Regions from separate parts of the Mus musculus genome. Here region 2 is linked to region 1. Evidence: chromatin loops called from intact Hi-C (ENCODE). Cell type or tissue: gastrocnemius. All regions are shown on one strand. Each heading gives the region's core, and the rest is flanking DNA. Links, peaks and the distances in the headings are about the cores only. Region 1 overlaps Slc6a5 (solute carrier family 6 (neurotransmitter transporter, glycine), member 5). Region 2 holds the start of Gm33015 (a long non-coding RNA gene).

What was found. A loop is a pair of places that touch in the nucleus more often than their neighbours do. Peaks named below come from ENCODE experiments on the same cell type or tissue, not always from the same donor. Only the 100,000 strongest peaks of a DNase experiment are listed, where the experiment ranks them.
Region 2: a loop joins it to region 1, with 8 times the contacts of the local background. A loop is called at or near these places in 24 of 42 quality-filtered maps.

The regions. Positions count from the first base shown.
Region 1 is chr7:49,950,401-49,958,739 of GRCm38, reverse strand. It overlaps Slc6a5 (solute carrier family 6 (neurotransmitter transporter, glycine), member 5), which reads right to left. Exons shown (of 16, transcript NM_001146013.1): 14 at 7,236-7,336; 15 at 2,175-2,342. Among named protein-coding and RNA genes, the nearest start is that of Nell1, 21 kb to the left of the region's middle. In gastrocnemius, for the core only: a CTCF peak has its summit at 5,036 (motif pointing left); DNase peaks (open chromatin) are centred at 4,012 and 4,899.
Region 2 is chr7:51,438,181-51,446,519 of GRCm38, reverse strand. It overlaps Gm33015 (a long non-coding RNA gene), which reads left to right and starts at 2,445. Exons shown (of 3, transcript XR_391461.1): 1 at 2,445-2,496; 2 at 4,034-4,039; 3 at 4,238-4,630. In gastrocnemius, for the core only: no CTCF peak of the experiment used is centred there; no DNase peak of the experiment used is centred there.

The DNA of each region.
Region 1 (8,339 bases), core at 122-8,121:
AGTGTGTGTGTGTGTGTGTGTGTGTATACACATATGTGTATATATACATATATATTTATATACACATATACATATATGTGCGTATATATATGTTTCTGACTCAGATCAGCAGTGCAGGTTCATGTAGATAAGCTTAAAAATAATGGAGGTGTCTCTAGCTTCAACTGAAATTATTATTGAAAATAAAATCTGATAGAAACATATAGAGAAAGACAACTTATTTCCGACTATATAAGAGGGAATAATTATATGTTTATTACCTATTAAGGGAAAATCTGGTTCTTATAGCTGTTAGTTTAATGCCCCTTTAATCACCAGCTTGCAACCTTTGTGTCCCAAATTAACCATCATAAATTTGTACGGCCAACCCCATCAGTCTAGAGAATTTTAGGCTGCAACAGCAGCCGAGGTTACAGCAGGTTCCGGTTAGGGAAAGAGATTCCCGTGACCTCTGGTAGGAAGGTGGCTAAGAAGCGTGGTACGCTGGGGATAGGCTGGGCCAGAACTGCTTTACACCAGAGAATAATAAACAGAATTCTCTAGGGAAGAAAACCAGAATACATCTTAAACATGAGGACTCACTGTCATCCGGGGTCAGTGGAAACAAAGGCCACTTGCTTACCCACACCAAGTGAACACTTGTGTTGTGTGCTGGCCACGCCCTCACCCCTGCCCTGTCCCTCCCCACCAGCCTCTTCTTCATGTCAATCTAGCTGCCCAAGAGCAGACCCCACACAGCCATTCTCCACCCCAGTGAATAAGTATTTCTTTGTGATGGGCTCAGTGCTTCCCAAATCCGAACACGCAACCAAATCACTAGAAGATGAGGCCAAGCTCCATTCCCCTGAGCTCCGTGCAGTTGAGAGAACCTGGCTGTCTGCATTTGTGACAAGCTCCCAGGACGCCTCTAGATCAGACCCCAGGGCTCATGGAGGTCCAGATGTCTTCAGGATGCAGGCAGAGGTCATTCATTCTCAGCCCAGCTGGACAAATGACCGTTTCCTTTCCCTTGGAGACAGGATCTCCTATAGCCCAGGGTAGCCTAAAGTTCACACAGAGCTAAGGATAGCCTTGAACTCTTGATCCTCCTGCTTCTACTTCCCAAGTGCTAGAATTACAGGTACACTTGAACAAGTGACTTCTCATGAGTAACAAAAGCTGGGTGGCTCCTCAGTGGTGGCCGTCCCATTGTCTCTATGGAAAAGTCCCCTGAGCTCTGATCAGAACTGAGTGGTGTGCTAGTGAGCTTAGCCAGGTACAGTCATCTAGAAAGAGGCAACGGCAACTGAGGAATCGCCTCCTTCAGATGAGCCCATAGGCAAGTCCGTGGGGGCATTATCTTGATTAATGATTAATGTGGGAGGGCCTAACCCATGGTGACAGTGCCACCTCTGGGCAGATGGCCTCAAGTTACATAAGAAAACAAGCTGAGCAAGCCAGGAGGAACAAGCCAGGAAGTAGTCCTCTCCATGACCTCTCCTTCAGCTTCTATCTCTAGGTTCCTGCCTTGAGCTCCTACTCTGACTTCCTTCCCTCAGGGAAGATTGTGACTGGGCAATAATGAGATGAAATAGGCCCTTTCCTCCCTAAGCTGCTCCTGGTCATGATTTTATTGCAGCAACAGAAAGCTAACTATGACAGTTGGTAAGGGAAAGCAAGTCTCCCCTCGCACTAGCCACGCCCTGGACTGCATAGGACATGCTGAGAGTCGTCAAATGTCTAATCAGACATCCTTCACTCAGGAACAAAGGGAGCAGTGGTGACTTTAAGTCTAATGGCAATCAACATTTAGGAGGGAGGAAGCTTGGAGGCAGAGGGACACCAGAGAGGGGACCCCTGTGTTAAAAAATGAACTCCAAGATATAGATAGTAGCTGAGGAGGAGGGGATGGGAGCTCTGGGAAAGAGGAGGCATTCAGATTGCTCGTCCCAAGGCTGCCACCACTGTGAGGAACAGCACAGCTCACTCAGCCTGATGATTGACTGGTCTCCTCCACTACAGGAATAATATATAATTAAAATGAGTTTAATAGAATCAGTGGCAACTGGGATGACTTACTCACCCAGTATCCTTCTTGGATATGTTTACCGGATCTTTTTGTTTTTAATGCATAGAGCTTTTAGGATCTCTCCCTCGGGAGAGGCTAGCAGGGGGAAAGGAGCCAATAGAATTACCTCAATAAATCTCCCGGGAGCCAGATACATTTTTATCACGAACATAATCGGGATCCAGATAACGGAGCAGGCGAGCATCAGCCATCCAAGCACCATGGACCAGTTAGGGTAGCGGTAAGAGCCATAGGTCATGGGCTCCCACTGGTAGAAGCTGAAGCAAAGGATAAACTGAGAGAGAAGAGAAAGTTGCCTTAGGGTGATGGTGTGAGTCACTCACTCATTCAACACGCACGTACGGAACCCGGCCGCATGCTTCGCTCCTCTTGCCTTGTGTACACTCTCATCTCTCTGAAAGGGGGTTTTCCCAGTGAAGGAAGTAAAACCTCAAGATGGCGAAGGTGGAAACACAAACTCAGCTACTGCTCCTGTGTTTGTCCTCACACATGAAGTCAATGGCTACACCAGGAGAACATAGCACAGTGCCTGACAGCTGGGAGTTCTGAGGAGACTGACTGCACTACCATTGATAACTAAGCCTTTGTTATAATGGGGGGAATGATGTGCTAAATTTGTAGATCTCAATCCTTTTAATTGAATCCATTTGGCTTCCTTCTTGCACAAGGAATAGCCAACGTGTGAGGCTGCCTCTAAAGTTGGCTGTGTGAGATTCAACATGGTTCTTGGTCCCCCACAGGTGACTGATCTAGAAGCACAGTCCTATAATAAGCCATTGGTGGAGGGGGAGAGGGGGGAGGGGGAGGGGGAGGGGGAGGGAGATCACCAGTGACCCCAGAGACCTGAGCTAATGAGCTGTAGGGCCTCTCAGATTCTCAGCTACAAAATTGATTTATTTCACACCATGTATGCAGTGCTGGGATTCTCTGGGAGCAGAAGTCTGTATTTACTCCAGAGACCTTCCTCATTCTTAAAAGGTCATGATGTGGGTTTTGGCCGTTATCTGTGATCACATCGTACTTCGACCAGCAAGAGCTCTGAGATCCGTCCGAAGGCTTGGCTGGGCAGCTGAAGAGGGCCAAGGGAAGGCATAGGCTGAAGTCAGAGGCATCTGTATACAGAGCCAGGCTTCTGACAGCTCCAGCCCAGCCTGTGGAGACCATTTCTCAAGACAACATGATTCCGCGTATTCTTCTTGCCTGTGGCAGCATAAGCCTAGAATTATCCACGTACGCCCTTTCCCCGGCTCTATGTCTCTCTTCCTACCGTAAGCTGCAGTGTAACAAAATGATTGGAGGGAAATAGCAGGTGGGAGATTTTTGGAGAACTGCGAAGCCCGAGACAAACACAAAACATCCACACCAGTGCCTCAGCACCCAGGCTGCCAGGGCCAGGGACTTCTTTTCGGTGAAATTCATATGGTGATTCAAAGCAATGTAAGCCCAAAGACAAGGCTCCCGTGGAAAGCAAGGTCGACATTAGCCCCCCCCCTTTCCAACTTTTGCCCCTGAGTCATAAGTTTTATTAGCCAATCTATTGGAAGTATGGCCCGATGTCATTATGGCATGCTGCTCTGTTTCATTTACTATATAAATAGCAATGCATCTGCTTATGTGTGTGCCTTCAGTAACGTGATCAGACTGTGCATATGATAATTGCATGAGGATATTTATGGCCCCATAAATCCATGACGGCACGTAGAAAAATGATGGATTTTATCTCAGAGGCCCTGAAGTGATTTAAACCCATAATCTCACCCTGGTCCAGGACCTGGAAGCTATCTCTGCTACGGAGGTAAATGGTAAAATACAAGCAGGGCAGAGACCTTTGACACCCATTTCCACTTCCGCAAATATCACATCAAACTTTTAGGCACAAGCCGGTTGCTTGCCATAAATTTCCCTCTGCCAGGTCAGCTTGGATGAGAGCCTGCACTGGGGTGGACTTTGCTTCCAAGTCCTGCCCACCTCTGCCTTTCCCAGCAACCAATGAGACACAGGAGACACACTGGTTGGAGACATCCCTACCTCCAAACAGCATAGAGAATCTGCTCAAGACAGTCTTAGGGTGTCTCCGCAGCTTCTGACGTGTAATCTACCGAATCACAGCAAAACTGAGAACTTCCCCAAGAATGAAATAAAAAATAATGAAATAGAATTCCTTCTCCCTGAGTTCGAAGACTTGACTTCTAACCCAAACAGGCCATGCTGTTCCTAGACTGTCAGAATGCAGAGGGCAAGCTTAAAGGCCACCCTAGCTCTACGGCCTTGTGGCCTAGAGCAAGTCCCTTACCCTCTCTGAGCCTCAATGTACACATCTGTAAAATGGGGAGATGGCATGGGTGTAAACGATAAGGCCAATAAAGGGCCTGCCTTGAAACACACACAGCAGCAGGCGGATGGCCGTGTGATGCATCTCCACAGATTAAGGCAAAATTCTGACACTCTTCTGGGATGAAAAGAAAAGGAGGACAGAATATAGAACATATTGTAAAGCTGACTCTGCTGATAATAAACTACAAGGAATGAAAATGAGGGAAGTCAAGGGTCAACAGGGACAGGATTTGCTAACACAGCATATTCAGGCAACAGGCAACAGCATCATCTTCACACCCATAAGCTAAGCCGGCTTAGACACACTTCATTCATGAGCACCTGTCTTTAATATTGTTCAGGTCTCATGCCCCAACTCCAGCAGGGCTTTTCACACTACCAATATAGATGTGGGTAAGCTCTCGGTGTCCATACAGAAGACGGAGATTGTGGGATGGATTTTCTGTCTAAACCTCTAGCTTTTCAGAAAGATATGGTTTAACTAGAACATACTCTCAGCAGATGGGGGAGGGGGGAAAGGCAAGCAAATGAAGAAAAAAAAATATATCTCCATTGCATCTGCTTTTATTCATTCTGCATCTTAAAAGAAGCTGGTGTCTGGTGGTGCAAAGCGGGCTCTCTAGCTGGTTTCTAGTGCCACCTACTGGGATAAGTAAAAATTACATGTACTCACTGATAACTGGATATTAGCCCAAAACTTAGGATACACAAGATATAAGATACAATTTGCCAAATGCATGAAACTCTAGAAGAATGAAGACCAAAGTGTGGACACTGTGCCCCTTCTTAGAATTGGGAACAAAACACCCATGGAAGAAGTTACAGAGAAAAAGTTTGGAGCTGTGACAAAAGGATGAACCATCTAGAGACTGCCATATCTAGGGATCCACCCCATAATCAGCTTCCAAACGCTGACACCATTGCATACACTAGCAAGATTTTACTGAAAGGACCCAGATATAGCTGTCTCTTGAGAGACTATGCCGGGGCCTAGCAAACACAGAAGTGGATGCTCACAGTCAGCTATTGGATGGATCACAGGGCTCCCAATGGAGGAGCTAGAGAAAGTACCCAAGGAGCTAAAGGGACCTGCAACCCTATAGATGGAACAATATTATGAACTAACCAGTACCCCAGAGCTCTTGACTCTAGCTACATATGTATCAAAAGATGGCCTAGTCGGCCATCACTAGAAAGAGAGGTCCATTGGACACACAAACTTTATATGCCCCAGTACAGGGGAACGCCAGGGCCAAAAAATGGGAATGGGTGGGTAGGGGAGTGGGGGGGGAGGGTATGGGGTGCTTTTGGGATAGCATTGGAAATGTAATTGAGGAAAATGCATAATAAATAAAAAAATTACAGGCAACTTCCTCCAGGCTTTCTCAATAAGTCAGAAAAAGACAAAATCCCCATAAGTCAGAAAAAGACAAAAAGCAAGCAGAGGAGGGGGAAGACAAAATCTCTGCAGATTTGCTTGGGGAAAAAAGTGAAGCCACGCTGATAGCTTCGGGCACAATAAGGAGGGTTACAGGTGTGAGTTTAAGTCTGTATAGACTACAGGCATATCTGTGGCTCTGTTCATTAAGAAAGGGAATGTCAGATGATCTCAAAACTCCTTCCCCACACTTGAAGGTGACAACATGGCTCTCAAAAGCTATAAAAATCAGCAGTAAATGCCTGATTAAAGCTGCATTAATTGTAGAGTAGGCACATTGAGAATGGTTAGGAGCCAGAACATGTGGGTTCAAATTCAGACTATTGCTAACTATTGTACATTCAATGCTAGTTCAGTCACATAACTCCAAGCTTCGGGTTCCCTGTGATACTTAGTTTTAATTGTTCCCTTGACACCACCTAGAATCGCTTAGAAAGGAGTCTCAATGAAGAATTGCCTAGATCAGGTTGGCCTGTGGGGTTGGCCTTGCTTATGTTAGTTGATGTGAGAAGATGTAGTCCACTGTAGGCAGCTTCATTCCCTAGGCAGAGGGATCTCATATTACAGAAATCAGGGGCTGGAGAAAGAGCTCAAAGTGTTAAGAGCATGTGCTGCTCTTACAAAGGATTGGAATTTGGCTCACAGCTCACAGCCACCTGAACTCCAGCTCCAGGGGATCCAATGGGACTTCTGGACTCTTCAGGCTCCCACATGCACCTGCACATACATGCACACAGACACACACAGGCACACGTGTAAGGAAATAGTAGAAGAGATCCTTTTCTGAAAAGTGGAAAGCTAGCTGGGCACGAACAAACATGGGTGCCATCATTTCTCTCTGCCTTTGACTGAGTGTACCCAGCTGCTTCAAGCTCCTGATACTATGGCTTCCCTGCTATGATGAACTACAACCTGGAACTGTAAGTGGAAATAAACCCTTCTGTCCCCTGAGCTGTTTTTGTTAGGTTATCTTATCATGGCAACTGAAAAGGAAAGAGGACATTCCCCTTCTGCAAGACAAAGATCACTACACCAGCCTGGCAGGACTGCTGAGAGAGAGCCCTATACACCAGTCACCCAGAACAAAATCTGAACCATGGTAAATGTGTGGCCTACTTGGCTGTTGACTGCTATCTGCTAGCACAAGAGGCAGACGGATATAATGTGTGTGCCCTACACAGATGTGCTTGGTCAATCCTAGCTCCATCCCTGACCAGCCAGATACCTGGAGTTCAGTCGCTTCTCCTTTCTGGCCTACAGTACACTCGCCTTGGAAGACAAGGCCAATACCCATCCCACCAGCTCCCCAGCCTCACCAGGAGGCACACATGTATTCAAAGGTGGTAAAGCACTGACATGCAGGAGAGGCTGTGAGAGAAAGCATTCAGCCCTTACAGTCAAAATGGTCGGTGTGACGAATGCCCAGCAGACTTTCCAGAAAATGTTGGGCTTGAATCCAATCATCATCTCGATGTCTTCACAGAATCTCTGCAAGCCTGCAGAGAGACAGCAGAGGCCATGTGTGAGGTACAGTGGGCAGGGGTAGCGGGGGAGCCTGCAGAGAGACAGCAGAGGCCATGTGTGAGGTACAGTGGGCAGGGGTGGCGGGGGAGCCTGCTGAGAGACAGCAGAGGCCATGTGTGAGGTACAGTGGGCAGGGGTACGGGGGGAGCCCCTCACTCAACAACCTTGGCTAAGGAAGAACCCAACTTAGGTCACCATAACCCCTGTTTCCCTGAGACAGGAAACTATCAGACAGATAACTCACTGTCAGGAATACTGAGGCTAACTGAATGTTGAAATAGATGCTAAACACTCTCTGCAGTGAGGTTCAGAGCTGCCATGGCAACATCTCCAGAGCTTAGTTCCAGGTCCCCTGGCAGTGGCATGTGCATGGGCTTGGTCTGCTTGATGTCAAGTCTAGCAGAGGAAAAGATTTCGGTAAACCAAGAGACCATATTATAAAAGGCTCAGCACTTAGCAAGTCTCTGTGGCCTGGGGTGGTGCCTCTCACCCTCCGGAGAGCATTTCCATTGCATCCACCTTGCTCTGCCTAGAGTCTGGTGACAGCTACAGGTGAAAAGCAATGTTAATCCCAAGTGGCCAGCACTCACTTAAGCTGGAACTCAATGACTGTTGTCTGCTCTGAAACTTCACTAACGTAAAATGTAAAGGAGACAGCCATACACCCATAGAGCCACCCTCCTGGCAACCTCTTAGTTTAGGAGGGCACTGGAGTGCTGCTTCGGAGGCAAGGCACTGATAACAGAAGTGGAACCCATCAGAAATGGGGGTTCAATATGCAAACGGGACCTGATAGCTTCCTGAGTACAGGTCACCACATTGCAGTGATCCCCAGACTTCCTAATGCTGCCACCCTTTAATCCAGTGGCCCGTGTTGTGGTAAACCACCCCCCCCCACCAGCCATAAAATTATTTCATCACTACTTGATAACTCTGACTTTGCTACTGTTATAAATTGTAATGTAAATATCTGTG
Region 2 (8,339 bases), core at 20-8,019, 1.5 Mb before region 1:
TTTCACTTTATGCTTCTCTTTATCCCAGTCAAGATTTAAAGATCACATAGTTGGTTAGAACACTAGTATATTGGTAAAACAATTCAATCCCTTTAATACAGTTCTGGGAGCCATTCTTCACTGGCCTTGCCAACAGCCTAATCGGTTATTGTGCCTTTCTTGGGTCCAGCATGCTTTGGTTGAGATGTTTATAATGTATCTACACACTCAATACAAATTAAGTCTTACAATAGAGATGACGCTTAACGCAATTCACCTTTAAACCTTAAAACTATTTGACTGGTTATCAAAAAGGGAAAAACGTTTAACCTCATTAAAATAACATTTATTCTAGAATTTTATTGTTTAATTTTGGATGTGTTCAACTCAACTATTTTGATGTTAGATATGAGTGGCAGCAGAGTATAATAAATGAACCATGCAATGCACAAATTCTCTGCTAAGTAATAATTACACACAAATTACTCTTTCAAGGAGCAATCTAGTTTTCCTCCTGCCTGCCCTGAGCTCTCCAGTCCTGTCACTTAGAAACACATGGGCTTTGTGAAGATTTAAGGTGTTATAAAATCATCCTCTTATTTTCCTGTTACTATTCACTTGTAGATTCTAGGAACTTTGGATAATGAGTAGGTAACATTTATTCTATTAGAAAACTTTAAAATTTTTATTATTATTAAAAAGCTTGCAGATAAAGATATCACATGATGTTTCATAAGAGATGGTACAACGCTTATTCTTTTTCTGTCAGGGAGTTTTTGTTGACGTCATTGTTCTAGTTTGGTGGTGAATCACTGAGTAAAATATATTTGATGGTGAAAATGAGACATTTGATGTGAAGTCTCACAGTGTTCATTCCAAATGTCAACTCCAACTGTATAGAAGGACTTCAATGAGTTGTTTTGGGTTTGGTTAATTTGGGTGTGTAGTGTTTTTATTCTATAGAAAATTTAAACCGAAAATGTACATTCCTGAGATTACACATGTAAATAAATGTATTAATTTCACCTTATTTTAGCAGATCAATAAAAGTCTTCTTCTTTTTTAAATTGTTAATTATAAAATGATTTGCTCAGGGCCACTGCTAATGTATGATTTAGTGAAAAGGTCATGATCACTAGTGCAGTTCTTAGAAGCTGAATTAGATGGAGTCAAGTGATCAGGTCTTTAGTGTTGACTGCCCACTGCCTTCTCATTCCACTAATATTTACTACACATTGGAACTGGATTTGGATAACATTTTGTGGAGAAAGTGTATTGAGAGAGAGAGAGAGACATTAAAAATAAAAAGGCCAAGATTAAGGAGAAAATAGATAAAAGAAGCTAGAGACTGAACAGGAAACAAGTCTGGGACTCTTCAGGGTGATGGTTACAGGTCTGGGTTTGAAACATGCAGATGCAGAATGGGCAGTCTCCTGCGTTGGTGCTTACTGAATGGCTTCAGGTGATTTGCTCCTGTGTCTACTCCTCAGATTTCTTAACCCTAAATATGAAGAGTGGCCTTCTAAAAACTTCAGTCTTATTGTTGTTCCACCTATAGGGTTGGAGACACCTTCAGCTCCTTGGGTGCTTTCTCTAGCTCCTCCATTGGTGGGCCTGTGTTCCATCCTATAGATGACTGTGAGCATCCACTTCTGTATTTGCCAGGCACTAGCATAGCCTCACTTGAGACAGCTATATCATGGTCCTTTCAGCAAAATCTTGCTGGCATATGCAATAATGTCTGGGTTTGGTGGCTGATTGTGGGATGGTCCCCGAGTGGGGTAGTCTCTGGATGGTCCATCCTTTTGTCTTAGCTCCAAACTTTGTCTTTGTAACTCCTTCCATGGGTGTTTTGTTTTCTCAGAGCTCGTGTCTGTAGCTGCATATGTAGAAGAAGATGGCCTAGTCAGCCATCATTGGGAAGAGAGACCCCTTGGTCTTGCAAACTTTATATGCCCCAGTACAGGGGAATGCCAGGGCCAAGAAGTAGGAGTGGGTGGGTAGGGGGGCAGAGCTCAGGGAGGGTATAGGGAACTTTTGGGATAGCATTTGAAATGTAAATAAAGAAAATATCTAATAGAAAACAAACAAACAAACAAACAAACAAACAAACTTTAGTCTTCCTGAAATTTGCTGGAGGATATCTGCACAATATCCACTACATGTGTCTGGAAAGAAAACATGCCAAGTGTGATGAAGGGTGAGAACATGCCTTGATTCTGATTGCATGTAGTCAGAGCTGATGTGCCAGGCAGGGCTACCCAGGATGACAGGACTAAAGTAAAACAAATCATTTGCAAAGTGATTTCCTGCTGTGCTAAGCTGCCCACTGTGGATACTTGTTAACTAATATAGAGCAGACCTTACCATTGTGAGTGGCAAATTCTGTTACATCACAAAGGACATTGTGTGATATTAATAAATGGGGGGGAGGGAGGCGTGCAAAGAAAGCCTAATGATGTAATGGAACCACCAATCCTTGCAACTGAGGAAGACAGAGAAGTGCAGCATGATTTGGTATGTTGGGCCAAAGGAACAAGTGTCCTCTGGGACAGTTAACTCACATTCATTAAAGAGGTTCAAGCAATGCAGAGAGTGGCTTGCCTAAAGAGCAACACAATATATTTTAAAAATTGCGACAATGTCTTTATAGTCTAGTCCAACCTCAAATTTGGTATGTAACCAAAGATGACCTTTAATTTCTCATCCTCCTGCTTCCATTTCAAAAGTGCTGGCATTATAGACATGTACCACCACGCCAATTCATGCAGTGCTAGGGATCCAAATCAGGGCTTTGTGCCCAATAGGCTAGCATAGTTTCATGCAATATGTAATACGTAGTATGTCGGGTGCCTGCTGTATACAGTGTTAGAGACTGAAGGTTGAGCAATAAATGTTCACAAGACAGTTAACAAGAAAACATAATCTTAAGTAATCTCTCATTTTCTTTGATCCTTTTAAGAATCTAGGTATTGGTAAGAATTCCCTTATTGTTGAGGTCAAGGTCAACTTCTCCTAAAGGCTCTTTCTTATGGTATTTATCATGACAATTTCATGTTAGTCTTTTGTTGTTTACAGTGCTGGGTCTGAACCTAGCTTTGTGCATATTTGGTAAAACCTCCTTCACTGAGCTACATCCCTAGTTCTTTGTGCTAGATTTTTATTACTTAGGATACAATAAATTTACATGTTGTGACCTCTCTTTTCCCTAAAACACTGAGTGTGAGTGTGAGTGTGAGTGTGAGTGAGTGTGAGTGAGTGTGAGTGTGAGTGTGAGTGTGAGTGAGTGTGAGTGTGTGTGTGTGTGTGTGTGTGTGTGTGTGTGTGTGTGTAACTTCACGTGAAGAGGGTTGCCCATTTCGCTAAGCTTTGCCAGGTAAGTAGGCTTCCTGGAGTCTGCCTGCCTCCATCACTCATCTCGATTATAGGCGCATGCTTCTGTCACACCTAGCTCTTTATGGGGGTCTGAGGCTCCAAACTCATGCCCTCATGCTGGAACGGTAAACACCATCTCCCCAGTTCTACATTACTTGTACTTCAAATTCTGTTGGAGGACGATGGTTTCCTCTGATCTGTTTCAGGAGGTTTATACTTCTTTATAGAATTATTCCAGTGTGTGTGGCCCATTAAAAATAATTTGTAAGGCTACAACACACTTTGTAAATGGTCTTTGTAAACAAAAAGTGTCTGTTATATGCCCATGGTCCCCAAGTTATTCAATATACATTAAAGAAAGTTAATGGTCCTAGAGGGAACTTTGTTTGGGAAAGGGATCTAAGCTAAGTAGTGGGCAGTGGTCACTTTGGGAAATCAGGAACAAGAAAGCTTCCGGTGTTTTTGGAAGCTTTCTTGCTCTCAGCCTTACTAGTAAGATGGAATATGAAAGGTCTCCTACCATCACCTATAGGCTCAGACATTTGAACACTTGGTCTCCAGTTGGTGGTACTGTTTGGAGAGGTTCTAAACAATTGAGTCTCTCTAGAGGAAACACATCACTGGGGGATGGCTTTGGGAGTTTATAGCAGCCTCTTCCAACTCTGCTTCCTGTTTACAGTTAAAGGTAATATTTTCAAGATTCCTGCTCCTGCCACTGTGTCTGCAGCTTGCTGCCATGCCACCACCCCACCAGGATGGACTATTATCGCTCTGGAACCTTCTGGGCTAAATTCTTCCTTCTATAAGAAGCTTTTGGCTGGGTACTTCATTACGGCAATGGAAGAGTAACAAACACACCGATTGTATTCTTTCATTTCTCCAGGTTTGTTGCTGAGCAGGCCCTGAAAGTGCCCTTCTTGAAATGTTATCTGAAGCTCTGTGACCTCAGGCAATGCTCATTTTCCATGCTTGAGTAGTTCTGTTTTAGATGGACTTCTTCCAGCTGGACCAAGTGACAGAAGCATTTCTTAGGATGAGAAGGTTCAAACATCTTGCTTTGAAATGAAATCCCAATGCAGTTGCATTAAGCCAACTTTCAATGTCTAGTTCTTAACAGACTTTAGATTTTATAAACTACTTTCTTACCTACAAGAAGGTCTGAGCACCACATACCCTCACCACCGAGGGTAAGTTAACATTCCTCTTGCAAATTATGGCCTTCTTTGACTAGAATAGATTTAGAATAAATGTTTGCTGCCAAAGAAGTCACTTTGGAATGTTATTGCTTCTTTTTTATTTAGTTGGCAGATAAGTATTATGCATATTCTAGGAGTACAAGGCTATAGAATATGGATTCTCAAGTGCAGTACTTTAAGTACTAACTGTCCTTTGGGTGCAACCTGAAATTAATTCACATAAACAAGCACAGTGTCTATGCCCATAAACATAATCTACATATAATGTCATACTTATATGAGATCATTTTAAAGCACAATACCACACAGAAAGTAAGTTTATAGACTCTCCATAGGGTAAAATCCTTTAAGGACATTATTATTATTATTATTATTATTATTATTATTATTATTATTATTTACTACCTTTTAGTTCCTCATATCCAGAAGGCATCATTAGAATGGAGCTGACAGGAGTAAGTAGGAGTTGTTTATTACACAGAATCGCAAACAACAAATTTCAAGTCTGCCTCTTTTTCTTCTCCTTTGTCACCTTAATTTTATTGAAGGTATAAGTTACACCATCACATGCTGGGTTATCTGAACTGAAATAAAGGCCAGTGTGGAAAGTGCTCACAACAGCTCTCTATGTATGGGTAGACCACAAATACAAAATCAGGCATGCTGCTTGACATGAGCCCCCAAACTTACCAGCACATAGAATACCCTTTGTTATCTTGTCATTTGGCATATGAGAGTTCAGAATGTTCCTTTTTTTTTTCTTTTAGCTTTGAGAATGTACATCTTAAATGGCTGTTGAAGAGGTTCCCATAGAACCAGTAAAGTTGTGTGTCAGAGTAACTCTTATTTTCAGAAATACCCTTGACTAGACTCTGTGAGGTCTTTAGGGAGAGAAATTGGATCCTGTTCATTTTTGCATCCTTGCCATCCCAGACTTAGAAACACACTCAGAAAAAACATCGTATACAAGGAAAATCCACTGAATACAAAGCACTGTGGTGGAAAACAAAAGTCAATGTGGTCATTTAATTTTTGTCCAACAGAGGACGGATGGGATCTGCCTTTCCTCCATGAAGCTGTGTGCTGAGTGTGTTTTAAAGCTGTGAGATCTTGAAGCTTGGTACAGTCACACAATGAGTGTCAACAATGCATGTAAAAGAACATTTGCTATGTTCCTTTCTTTTTTTTTTTTTTTTTATTGACCTGAGTAGGCTTAGAGAGCAAAGATTAAAAGGCACTTGAGAAAAAAGTGAAGTTGAGGTGCATGGGCGGATTGGGGTTCATGGTTGCTGTGCTTTTGTAGGCAGAAGAGCTGCCAGGACACCAGTGCTTCCTTGATTCAGGAATAATGTCTGCCAAAGGAGAATAGAAGGGGTGGCCAAGGTCATGAAAAGTCAGGACTTGATGTCCTACTGTAAGATGGAAGATGGAGTGCTCACTGACTGAAATTAAAATCACTGTTTCAAGAAACTTGACATAGGCAACTGTGATCATTTGATGTTGTGCCGTCAAAATGATAATGAATGAAACTAAAATTACAGACACACACACACACACACACACACACACACACACACACACACACACACACAGAGAGAGAGAGAGAGAGAGAGAGAGAGAGAGAGAGAGAGAGAGAGAGAGAGAGAGAGACTTTCCAGTTGGAGATGATATAACACAGGAAAGAGAAGTAGAGGGACAGGGATAGGGAGATTGTCTTCTGCACTCATTTAGTGTATCTTGCATTGCATATGTTGTATAGAGGGACTGGATAGCCTATCAGAGACCTTGTCACCAGAAAAGACTCATTCTCCCTCCCTCAGAAATAATTAATTGGTTATAGCTCATCATCTGGGGCTGGGACCTTGTGAAAGTTCCCATGTGCACACTGTCATGCTAAACATTGTCTTCACGTGGGACTAGTTTAGGTAACCATATAGTAGATTTTATGGGTGCAGCTTTTTTTGTCATTTCTAGCAGGTGAATTTATCAGGTGGCATACTTACGATCTTTCCATCCTTTGTTCTGTGATGTTCCTTAGGTAAAGAATCTGTGTTCTAGACACACTCACTGGGGCTGGGCATCCCGTAGTCAGTCACTTACCCTTAGATGCAGATTCTTGAGTAAAGGAAAATCATGGCTGAGCAATGGCCTAACTGATTCTGGTGACAGCAACACTTAATGCTTTTATACTTAACACCAAAATGACAGTTTGGTGCCATGGTGGTGCATGTCTGCATCCTTGGCACATAGGAGGCTGAGGCAGGAGGTTCAAGACTTCTGACTCAACAAATTGTATGTCAGCCTAATTAAACCACGATAACCATGAATTCAAAACTCTAACCATGATGGGCTTTTCAATGCCATGCCTTCAGTGGAGGGCTGTGGTAACCTCCAGACTAATTCTAGTTTTACATTAGTTCTCATTTTTCTCAGTTCAGGGATGTCACTTTTGGATAGTCACCAAACACCTCTCACCTTTGTATCCTTCTTTGGAAAATAGTGATGATAAATTTACCAGCCTGTGCTCTCATGAGAATTAAATGCACAGTATATATTAAAGAAGAGGCACTCTCCTGATTTATAGTTGTGTTCAGTATCATTTCTTTTTAAAGATTATTAAAAGCAAATGTCCAGCAGTATCGATCTACAGGTATAGATTAAGAGTAGTTTTATTGCTATGTTCATTTAGCACTGCAGTTCTCAACCTGTGGGTTGCATCTCAGATATCTTGCATATCAAGATGTTTACATTATGATTAATAACGGTAGCAAAATTACACCTATGAAATAGCAACAAAAATAATTTTATGGTTGGGTACACCACAACATGAGCAACTGCATTAGCAAGTTGCAGCATTTGAAAGGCTGAGAACCATTGATTTAGCAGAATATTAATAGTGGGGCCTCTGTGGCCTATGGCCTATCTAGTTTCAGGGGTTTGGTCTCATTAACAGTGTCAGGAATGGGTTACATATCATGGAGAGGTCCAATCAAAAAGTATTTGGCTACTCCCATAATATTTTTGCAGCTGTTGCACAAGTATATCTTGTAAACAGGTTTTGTCGATTGGTGAGACAGAGGTTTATTTTTCTCCTCCAGTAGTAGTTTACATTGTACCTTCCAGCATTATGAATGCTAGTCAATAAGGGAGTAGCCTCTATTTGAACACCAGGATGATTTCTTCGTGTTCTATGACATGAATAAGTGATTTCTTCAGTAATAGGACCTTACCTTCAGGTTATAGAGGGTAACCAATAGCATTGGCAACTGTCAATGATTGTCAGGGTCTATGAGAGGAGCCCTTTGGTGAGTGGCTAAACCAGATGTAACCCATTCTCAAAAGTGAGGGTTTTATTTGATAGACTATGATGTCATTGGGGCACTGTTTCCCTTATTTTTGCTGGCTCCACTTAGATTCTTTCCATGCATATACTTCTTTTAGGAAGCTTCGACTGTAGTAGTTTCCGTACTGTTTTCAAATGGCCCATGTTAGTTGTCCCTCCTTATATTCCATCAGTTTCCCTTCACTCCCCTCCACTTCCCTATTTAATTCTCCTATTTTAGTTTCCACCTTATCCCTCTATAACTCTATATCCATCCCAGGAAAAGACAGTTAGGTTTCTGGGTTCTAGGTTAGCTGGATCTACAGAGTAAGTTCCAGGACATGCAGGTCTAGATAGAGAAAGCTGGTCTCAAAAAACAACAACAACTACACACACACACACACACACACACACACACACACACACACCCCAATATATTATAATTCCTCATTTTAAAGCCTCCCCCA